Linked DNA regions of Homo sapiens: region 2 is linked to region 1. Evidence: read pairs that join two places in POLR2A ChIA-PET (ENCODE). Cell type or tissue: MCF 10A. All regions are shown on one strand. Each heading gives the region's core, and the rest is flanking DNA. Links, peaks and the distances in the headings are about the cores only.

Region 1 (5,428 bases), core at 335-5,334:
GGAGCTCAGAAAGATGGTGGTGGGTATAACCAGAGAAGATCGCTCAAAAGAGTTTGAACATAAGCTGGACCACAAAGGATAGAGTAAATGTGGAAAGATGGAAAAGAAAAAAAGAAACCTACAAACACCAGATATGTAGCCCAAAAGCCCAGCTTCTATAACTTGTTCATGGCTACCGTACATAGAAGCACCCAGGACTGCAATCCCTTTTGTATACAAGTTTCTTTTCTTTCTGAGCCAAGTCAAGAAACCTGAAAACTATAAGGCAGGAAAAAAGAAGAAGATTAAGATTATCCATGATTTCATCACTCGGGATGACCAGTGTTATTGTACTATTTATCTTAAAAGTGTTTTTCAAATATTTTTCTACAACATCATTTTTAAATGCTTGCATACATTTTATACATAAATGTAAACTAGTTAACTAATTCCTCTATTGCTGGAATTTTAAGATGTCTCTAAATGATATAAACAATATTTCAAATTTTGTGATTGGGAATGTGGATTCTAGAATATGAGTGTCAAGGTCCAAGTTTTGTCTCCACTGTTTGTTAGGTGAATTGCATAAACTCTATAAACTCAGTTTCCTACTTTAAAAAACAGAAGTGTGTCAGTGACAGTGGTGTATGCCTGTAGTCCTAGCTATTCTAGAGGCAGAGGGGAGAGGATCACTTGAGTCCAGGAGTTTAAAGCTGTAGTGTGCCATGATCTCACCTGTGAATAGCCACTGCACTCCAGCCTAGACAACACAGTGAGACCTCATCTCTAAAAAAGAAAATAGGGGGCTAGGCGTGGTGGCTTACGCCTGTAATCCCAGCACTTTGGGAGGCTGAGGCAGGTGGATCACGAGGTCAGGAGTTCGAGACCAGCCTGGCCAACATGGTGAAACCCCGTCTCTACCAAAAATACAAAAATTAGCTGGGTGTGGAGGTGCATGCCTATAATCCCAGCTACTCAGGAGGCTGAGGCAGGAGAATCGCTTGAACCCGGGAGGCGGTGGTTGCAGTGAGCAAAGATAGCGCCATTGCACTCCAGCCTGGGTGACAGGGTGAGACTCTGTCTCAAAAAAAAAAAAAAAAAAAAAGCGGTGGAAATAGCACCTAACACACAACATTGATTATTTTAGACACTTTATTCAGACATATCATGCAAAACACTTAACAAAGTTCCCACTGCATGATAGGAACCTAAAAAGCAACTATTATTCTCATCATCATTATACCTATATCTTATCTTTCAGTACATCTAAGATTATATTATTAGGGTAATCTGTCCACATTAAAGTTTTTTTAATGCATTTCTAAATTGCAGACCAAAAATATGTACTTGGATTGGAATGCTTCTAATCAAGATGGATTAACAGGAACTAGATTTACCCTACCACCAGAAACAAACAATCTGTAAGAATATATAAAACTACAATTTTCATATATTGCATATAGGAAGCACAGGACAACGACCCTTGAGAAAAGTAAAATAAATTAGATGAGTCCTATGATGACCCCAGCTTACTGCGGGGAGTTATCAGATGACAGCAGAAGAAAAAAGAACCCAGACAGAGCTCAGCATGCTACCTGAGCTGAAGAAACAAAGTTGGTAAACAAAGCTTGGTCCAGGAAGACCAAAGAAACTAAAATTTATAGGACACAGTACTGGAGAGGAAAGAACTACACAGAAAAAGAGCTCTGGAGTTGTGTAGAGTGCCCCTGCAAAGTCTTCAACCAAGTATAGATCAGACATGTATGTGAGAAGACTACCCAAGGCCAGGGAAAGAACTGTCCAAAAGGAACAGGAAGAACAATCCGAGAAACTCTCACAAACTTAGAAAGACTTTGCGTTTCTACCAGCCCTAGAAGAAAACTTTATAATTAGTGGTGCACTGGGTAGAGAATCAGAATGATATTTGCCTTATTTGTGGGTCAAAATTAGCTCTAGATTAAAGCCTATACTGGAGCCAACTGAAAAAGCTTTTTAAAAAGCCTAAATGAGCAAACCATTTCCAAGTAACTTTACTGTGTCCTTGAACTTTAAATTTTGTATAGGAATATAAATATGGACAGCACCCAACAAGGTAAAATAAACAATGTTGACAACAAATCAAAAACTATCAGACATGGGGAGAATACAACCCACATAAGGGGGACCCATGAACTAAGAAGACATACCCAGAAATGGCACAAATGATAGAACTAGCAACCAAGGATGTTAAAACAATTACTTTAACCATATCACATATGCTCAAGAAGGCATAGGAAAGATTATGCATAAGTAGAGCCATGGAAGATGTTTATAAGACTGAAAGTGAACTCCCACAGATGAAAAACACAATTTATGAAATGAAAAAAAAATACCAGATAGCATTAACAGGAGATTAGAAATTGCAGAAGAAACGATTATGGAACTTGAAAATAAGCAATAGAAACCAACCAAAATGAAACAAAGAGGGAAAAATCTGAAAAAAAAAAGAAGAGAACTCATTTTATAAAACTTCAAGTAGCCTAATATGTGTTGAATCACAAAATGAAAAGATATAGGTCAGTGGAGTCAGAAAAAAAATTGAAAAATAATACCTCCAAATTTTCCAAATTGACAAAACTATAAACCTATAGATCCAAGAAGATCAACAAAGACCAAACACAAAAAGAGTAAAGAAAACTAGACCAAAACCATCTTTATCAAGTTATTTAAAACCAATAAGAAATGAAAGCTTTGAAAGCATTCAGAGAATACACATTATATACAGAAGAACAAGCATAGGATAATGGCAGACTTCTCATTGAGAAAAAGGCAAGCCAGAAGACAATGTTAAAGCATCTTTAAGTACTGAAAGTAGGTCAACCTAGAATTCTATAAACAGTGAAAAAACATTCTTCAAAAATGAAAACAAAGTAAAGATTTTCTAAGACAAGCAAAAGCTGAAAGAATTCATCACCAACAAAACTTTAGTACAAGAAATGTTGAAGAAAGTCCTTTAAGCAGAAGGAAAATTATACTAGGCATAAAAACCAATGCCTACACAAAGGAATAAAGACCGTGCTAAAATGGTAAATTTAGAAGTAAACTTTTAAAAAACCTCTTTATATCTCATTAAAAATAACTGACTATTAAGGCAATAACAATAACACTCTATTGTGAGATTTATAACATATTTAGAGGTAAAATGTAAAACAATAATAGCACAAAGACTAGGAAGGAGAGATGGAAGTGGATGGTGAAAAATTAAAGATGGATCAGCAAATGACAGTACATGGGCCAAATATGACCGGACACCTGTTCTTTCTAATAACATTTGATTAGAAGCTAAACACATTGGCTGGGCATGGTGGCTCATGCCTGTAATCCCAGCACTTTGGGAGGCCAAGGTGGGTGGATCACGAGGTCAGGTGTTCAAGACCAGCCTGGCCAACATAGTGAAACCCCATCTCTACTAAAAATACAAAAAATTAGCCAGGCATGGTGGTGGGTGCCTGTAATCCCAGCTACTCGGGAGGCTGAGGCAGGAGAATCACCTGAACCTGGGAGGCAGATGTTGTAGTGAGCCAAAATCACGCCACTGCACTCCAGCCCAGCCAACAATGCAAAACTCCGTCTCAAACCAAAGAAAAAAAAAAAAAAGCTAAACACATTTATTTATTTACATCTACATATTTATTTATGTCTGTTTATTGTCTATGGCTGCTCCCACACTACAATGGCAGAATTCACTGTTATAATAGAGAACATACAGCCTACAAGGCCTGAAATACTTACCATCTGGCTCTTTACAAATAATGGTTCTCTATCCCTTCTATAAACCCTAAAGCAGCTACTAAAAACCAAGGAGTTATGGCTAATATGTCAAAACAGAGATAAAATGGAATCATATTTTTAAAAAATTAATCCAAAAGATAGAAGACAAAAAGACGGCAAAGAAAAAAAAGAAACCCTGAAGAAAGAATGGATGGGATAAAGAAAAAACAAATAGCATGATTGTGGAATTAAAGATAACCATATCAATCACATTAAATATGAATGATGTAAACATTCCAAGAAAAGGCAGAGATTGTAAGATTGGAAGAAAAGTAACACACATTTACATGCAGCACTCAAGAAGTTTACTGTAAATACAAAGACACAATAGATTGTAACTATTAATAAAAGCATGGAAACAGATATACCATGCTGACCCTAATGAAAACAAAGATGGTGTGGCTATATTAATAGCAAACAAAGATTTCAGAGACAAGAATATTACTAGGGGTAAAAAGAGATGCTTACTACTTAAAAAGAGTTAATTCAGAAAACGAACATAATAAACCTAAATTTAGGCTTCAAAATGTATGAAGAAAAATTTAATAAATGTTAATTAGAAATAGACAAATCCACAATTATGTTGATGATTTAAATATTCCCCTCCCAATAATTGATTAAAGTATGCATAATATCAAGAAAAATATAGAAGACTTTAATAATACTATCACTCAATTTAAACTAATTGACATTTATATGGCACTCCAGTTAAGTACAACATGCACTTTCTTTTCAAGAACACATAAATGCATTTATGTGATATCATATTTTGGGCCATAAAACAAGTCTCAATAAATTTTAAACAATTAAATTCATACAAAGTATGTTCTCTAACCAAAATATAAGAAAGTTGAAAACAAACAACAAAAAGATATCTGGAAAATTTTCAAAAAGCAAATGGGTGAAAGAATAAATTTTTTAAAGAAAATTAGAAAGTATCCAGAAAATACCAAAATGAAAATATATCACTTACAAATGTACAGCACTAAAGGCCTATATTAGAACTGAAGAAAGTTCTCAAATCAATAATCCCCACAAGAAACTAGAAAAAGAAGAAAAAATTAAACATCACAATAAGCAGAAAGAAAAAAATAAACAAAGATGAAAGTAGAAATCAATGAAATAGAAAATCAACAGAGAAGATTGATGAAATCAAAATCTAGTTCTTTGAGGAAATCAATAAAATTTATCAATCCCTAGCAAAACTGATCAGGAAAAAAGGAAAGAAGAATTGCCAATATCAGAAATGATAGAAGTGATATCATTACAGATTCAATGGATATTAAAAGAATAAAAACGGAATATTATGAACAACTTTGTGATAAAAATGTTAAAAACATAGGTGAAATAAACAAATTCCTTAAGACACAAACCACCAAAGCTCATTCAAGACAAAAATAGATATCCTGAATAACTCTATTTCATTAAAGAAATTGAATTTATAATTAATAATCTTTGGCCCCCTGCCAAAAAAATGCACAGAACCAGACGGACTCAAAGGTGAATCATATCAAATATTTAAATTTGAAATAATACCAATTCTACATGAAGTCTTTCAGAAAATTGAGGAGCAGAAGATACTTCTCATGTCTTTCAGAGGCCAGAATTACTTTGTTACCAAAACCAAGTGAAGACATTA
Region 2 (5,428 bases), core at 314-5,313, 160 kb after region 1:
AGAATCTGTTCTTGTGCCTGCTGGAGTTACACCTTCATGGCAACAAGCACCTGAGGGCACAGTGATAACATCCCGAGAGCCTGGGGAGTCTTGTGTATTTCTTCTCTGCTAACACTTGTATGCTGGAAAGAAGCTGTTGTATTCTGAAACACTGATGCATCCCAAGTTCAGAAGCCCTGACCTCACAGAGCTCCACTTCTAGAAAAACACCTAGGGTAATCCAAGCCCCGCCCTCTGATGGGACTGGATGTCTTGCAGCTGCGGTTTGGTGGGCATTTTCCCTCTTTGTCTCCCTCCCTCCTCTCTCAGAATGGACAGGACAGGCTGTGTTGTCCTCTGCAGGTCCATGCCTCAGTTTCTTCATCTAGCAAAAGGCAAGTGATACACCAAGGTCACCAGGGCAGTGAGTTGGTGGCAGAACCGGGACTCAAGTCCAGGGTCTCTTCATGCAAATGTAAGAGATGCTATGTGGTGGTGCAGTCTTGGGCTGGAGGGACTCAGCCCTTTTTTGCCTGTGAGGTTCACATCACCCTGTCTTTTGAGCTGTTCTCATCTCTCTGTCAATAGATCCATTGTCTATGATTTACTGAAACTCTTCCTGGAGAAGCTGCATTTTATCCATTGCTGCCTATCGGGTAAAGAGGGTGTCTAGTGTGTTGCCAGCTAAATAAACATGGTGGCCTTCCTGGCCACGTTCCCTTTTTCTGCCCCTCCTGGGGCTCCATCTTTGTTCTCACTGTACACATTCTCTCTTCAGTATTGTTATGGGCTCCCTAAAACAATGGTTCCCAAATCCGTATCTTCAGTACTGACCCCACTGCTGACTGTGAGACCCATAACACCAGCTCACTAAGGGCCATCTCCCCTGGATACTCCACAGGCACCTCCATTTGAGCCCTTCTGAAGCTGATCTCAAGCCTCTTTTCCCAACCCCAGCCCAAATCTCTTCCTCCACCTGGGTTCCTATCTCATGGCCCTGACAGAAGCCTGGGAGCCTTCCTGAATACTCTTCCTTCCACCCCCAACATAGAGCTGTTCCCCGGGGCCATCAGCCTTCTTCTCTTCATTGCCTCTGTCCTCTCTCTCCATTGCCACCAAGACCCCTGCTTGGTTCAGGCTCCATCCTCTCTTAAGGGATTTGACAGCAACCTTTTAACTCATCTCCTGGCCTCTGAGCTTTTCCCTGCCCATTCATTCTCCATCCAGAGCCAGGGCACCAATTCTATCCTGACAGCCTTCTGCTAGAGCCATGGCTTAGAGATCTCATTTGGGGATACACGTTTGTTGTGTGGCCATCATGTGTGGCTGCATGGAGTGACCGAAGTGAATCATCTGCCTGCAAGCGTTTACACTCAGGTGAGCACAATTCACATACTCCTTGGCTTAGCACATGTCACCAAACTTACATACGTCGAACCTCGAGCTTTAGGTACCTTGTCTTGATCCTGGCAACAGTGCCATGCAGTACGCACTGCGCGATCCCCACTTTCCTGATGGAGACACTGAAGCAGACGGAAATGAAGTCGTTTGTCCAGGTGAACAGAGCAAGTCAGTCGTGGATGGAGGCTCTGTACCCAGGCAGCCTTGACCCTGGGATTTTCATTTTTATCACTGCATTGTCTCTCCTCCAGCCTCACCTTTCTCTCCCCTCCAGCCTCACTTTTCTCTGCTCTTTTCCTGTCATAGACCCTTTAGAGCTCTGCTGAAGTGCTTGCAGTTCTCCCAACACCGTGGGCTTGTTCAGCCTGGATTTTTAGCCTTGAGTTTCTTCTCCCTAGAACCTTTACTGCCACCACGACCCCCACCCTCTACTGAGGCTGTGTCCAGTGTGGTCAGAGAGACCATCTGGGTCTCTTTCTTTTTGGTGCCCTGTAGCATAACATCGTCTCCTGTCATATTCTGTCCATCGCCCTGGAGTAGTTTGTTCATCTTTCCCCTCAGCTAGATTGTGATTTCCTTGAGGGCAGGGTCTGTCTTGCTCATTTCTGTCCCCGAAGCCCAGCACAGTCCCTGGCATATTGTAGACACGCTGTAAGTGTTTGTTGAAAGAGTGAATGAATCCAGACACACCTTCCACTGTGGGGTCCTGCCCTCTCACTGCGGCAGTGGGCTTTCCAAACTGAAGAGGCCTTGTGCTTCCACCTGCCCTCCTGCCTGACTCCCCACCCCATCCTACCTGGACCCCGCCATGGAGCCAGGGCCTGATCCTTGGTCTTTGTTGCTTTGTCAGCCCTTGGTGATGGAGTGGGCATGGGCACTGTAAGGAACCCCCCTTGGGAGGGTGTCCCAAGGCTGGCAATCCCTAGCTGGGTCTGGGGGCAGATCCTTCCTGACTCCCACCCCCGTCCAAGCAATTTGTGGCCTATGTAGGCTCCACATAGGCATCTCGGAGGGACCTGCAGACCCAGTGCTTTGGTTTTGAAATGTTAGGCTTCAGCATGATTTAGTGCCCTGGCATTTCTGAGCTAGTTTACAGTAATCAGGCATTTGTTAATGCTCACTTTCTCCTCCACGGACTGTTGCTGACACAGGAATTTTCTTTGTTGATTAGATTTAGCCCTGTGCTAAACAGTAACCGGGGGAGGGTAGTAAGGGAAGCCTGGACGCCAGCAGTGATGGTAACCGGGGGCCCAGGGATGCTGGGGCCACAGCTTATGAACTTTGTTAGTGACTTAACCCCTCTGAGTCTCAGCTGTTTCATCTGTGAGTCAGGGATAACCTTACCCAATACGCTGGGGTTACTGTGAGGATTAAAAAAGAAAGACTACAGAGCATTGTGTTTGACTCACAGCATGCACTTCGTCAATCCTGATCCCCCCTTCCCTGCCCCTTAGTGCCCATGTTAGGCTTGACTTATTGGCACATGAGTTCCACAAGGTGCCAGATGGCACTTTCCATGGTAAAGGAATCTATAGGTAAAGAACAGGCTTTGTCTTTCTCCTAGTACTGTTAGGATTCATTACTGCCTCCAACTCCTGCCCCGTCACACGCCCCATTGGTGTCTTTTAGAGTCTGGAGTTGCAGACCACAGATACTAGTAAATTGTCCTACTGACTAAATTAAAACAGGCCAAGTCAGAAAACTCGGCTTCCAGATTGCCAGACCAGTATGATTTTTCCAAAAAGAAGAGCTTCCATAAGGTCACATTTGTGACTTATAATTTTGAACTCTGCAGACACTGGCCCCGCCCTCTGGCCAGAACTGTCCCGCTCCCCTGCCTTCTGTTTCTCTCCCTCTCTTGAGTCATTTCTGCTACCTCTGAGCCAGTGAAGGAGGCCAGATAAAGGCTCCTGGTCTGTCCTGGCGCTCCCCAGGCTGGAGGGTCCCACCTGGGGAGGGCACAGCCATCACAGGAGCTGCAGGGCCGTCTGTGGCCCGCGCTGTCGGTGGGAGCCCACAGCCGGGGTGACTGCACTCACGTACACATGTGACTTTCCTCCTTGTCCCTGTCTCGCTAGGCTTGACTCATCTCTTTAATCACTGTGGACTTGGATGCTCTGTTATTTCCAGGGCATCTTCTCAATTTCATTCTGAAAGTATGTCCTCGCTCTATTCAGAATAGATTTTTAATTGCCCTTTCCCTGAAAAATGTCGAGCGGAATGAGTCCTCAGGATAACAGTGGCCTTAACCAGGAGTCTGGCATTGGGCTCAGTGCTGAGGCCCGTGTCGCAGTGGGGCTGGGGTCTGAGGGCTCCCGTGGGCTGCGCTTTGGGGTGCGGCTGGTCTCTCAGCCTGGCCTTTTCCCCACTCAGGCGATTCTGTTCCTGGCTCATAGGTCATTTGTTGAGAGGAAGGGACTTGGGGCCAGTCATTACTCCAGGATTAGGCTGCCTGTCCCAGCTCGGCTGTTGACTGGCTGGCTGACTTCACCACTCCCTTCTCCCCACTGAGCCACAGAGGCCTTGTCATGTAACACATCACAAAGGTTAGATAAGGGCGTCCAGTGCTTTCACTCGTGGAATGCCTGCAGAATAACATGGTTTCCCCACACACGGAGACACAGGCTGCTTGTGTGGCCGGCACGGGGGGTCCTACGTCAGCATGTGGTGACCCTTGGCCTCGCCCACCATCAGATCACTGTACCTGTGTCCCCTCCTGTTCCCTCCTGCCCAGCGACCCTCACGGACTCCGCATCGTCTATCCAATAAGAACAATCCCTCAGCCATTTCAGAGCTGTCTACAGCTGGAACTCGCCCACCTTGTGGCCGTCCCTCGAAGCCCTGTTTCCTCTCCTTCCTTGCTGCGTCCACACCGATCCCGTCACTGCTTCCTCCTGCCTGAAATTCTCACTGCGTGCAGCCCGTTGAGCTAAAGGGTCAGAGACTCACTTAAGCTATGTCAAGGAATGGGGCTTGTTTTACGGGAGGCGGAATCCCACAGGAACACAGGCCCGCTGGCTCCCGAGACCGGGCTGTCTGGAGTCCTCCATGCGTCTTCATCTCAGGGCCCTGCTCACAAAGCGACTGCTGCCCTCTGAGCAGATTCTGCCGCACCTTTCTTAGTTTTCTTCCTGATGTCAACTGATAGATCGTGTGTATTTTCTGGCAAGAAATTCCAAAGGCAGAGAGTCCAGTGAGCTTAGCTAACTGCCCCTGCCCCACCTGCCAGAGCTCCTGGTGCCAGGGTGTCTGCAGAGTGCCTGCTGGACCTTGTGCTGGCCGCCTTTGGGTCTGGGGCCATCTCTGCTCCCAGCCACGTCCACCCTTTTCCAGAAATGGCACTGCTGAGGCCCATCTGTCAGCGGGGCCTCTGGGTGGGGCAGTCACTATGAGTGGCACATGTACGACTCATCTTTCCGCCACCCCCCCACCCAAATTATACCCAACCTTCAAAGCCGAGCATCAATCTCACACCCTCCCAGAAGCCCTGGCTGCCTCCTCCTCCTCCTTTATCAGTCAACAGAGACCTTAGAGACCTGGCCAGGCGCCAGGCCAGGGGCTTTCATTAACATCTTCGCACACTAGTCCTCACAGCAACCTTCTGGGAAGTAGGTATCATTGTGTCCCCTCCTTACAGAGAGGGAAGCTGAGGCTCAGAAAGGCAGGGTGACTCGCTCAGTAGTGTAGACAAGGCTCCAGCCCACCCTGTAATTCCACTCAATGTTTCTTCCACCTGTTCCAGGTCCTTTGAGCCCCTGCAGTCCTCCTGGTCTGTCACATGCTAGACAATGGTTGGCACCTGTCTTGTGGTGTCTCCCGGCATGGCCTGGATTGTAGTGATCTGTGGTCTGTCCATTGCTGAAGGGGTGTCTGCTCCTGAAGATCACATGGTCAGGGCAGAGCCGGAGGCTGGGCTGGGGGCCCAGTAGGGCCTCCCTACAGAGCACAGGGAAGTGGAGGCCGTCTCTGCCTCTCCTCTCCTCTCCTCCTCTTTTGGGGTGGCTGCTCCTGGAGGGGAGAAGTGAAGGATTTCTGGTACAAAGTCATT

What was found. Peaks named below come from ENCODE experiments on the same cell type or tissue, not always from the same donor. Only the 100,000 strongest peaks of a DNase experiment are listed, where the experiment ranks them.
Region 2: POLR2A ChIA-PET joins it to region 1 with 6 read pairs; 2 of 35 experiments call an interaction of 5 or more read pairs at or near these places.

Annotation. Positions count from the first base shown.
Region 1 is chr2:23,251,583-23,257,010 of GRCh38, forward strand. No RefSeq gene overlaps it. Among named protein-coding and RNA genes, the nearest start is that of KLHL29, 130 kb to the right of the region's middle. In MCF 10A, for the core only: no CTCF peak of the experiment used is centred there; no DNase peak of the experiment used is centred there.
Region 2 is chr2:23,416,056-23,421,483 of GRCh38, forward strand. The region is part of intron 1 of KLHL29 (kelch like family member 29); the gene reads left to right. Among named protein-coding and RNA genes, the nearest start is that of LINC02923, 31 kb to the left of the region's middle. RefSeq lists an enhancer at 4,019-4,853. In MCF 10A, for the core only: no CTCF peak of the experiment used is centred there; a DNase peak (open chromatin) is centred at 2,746.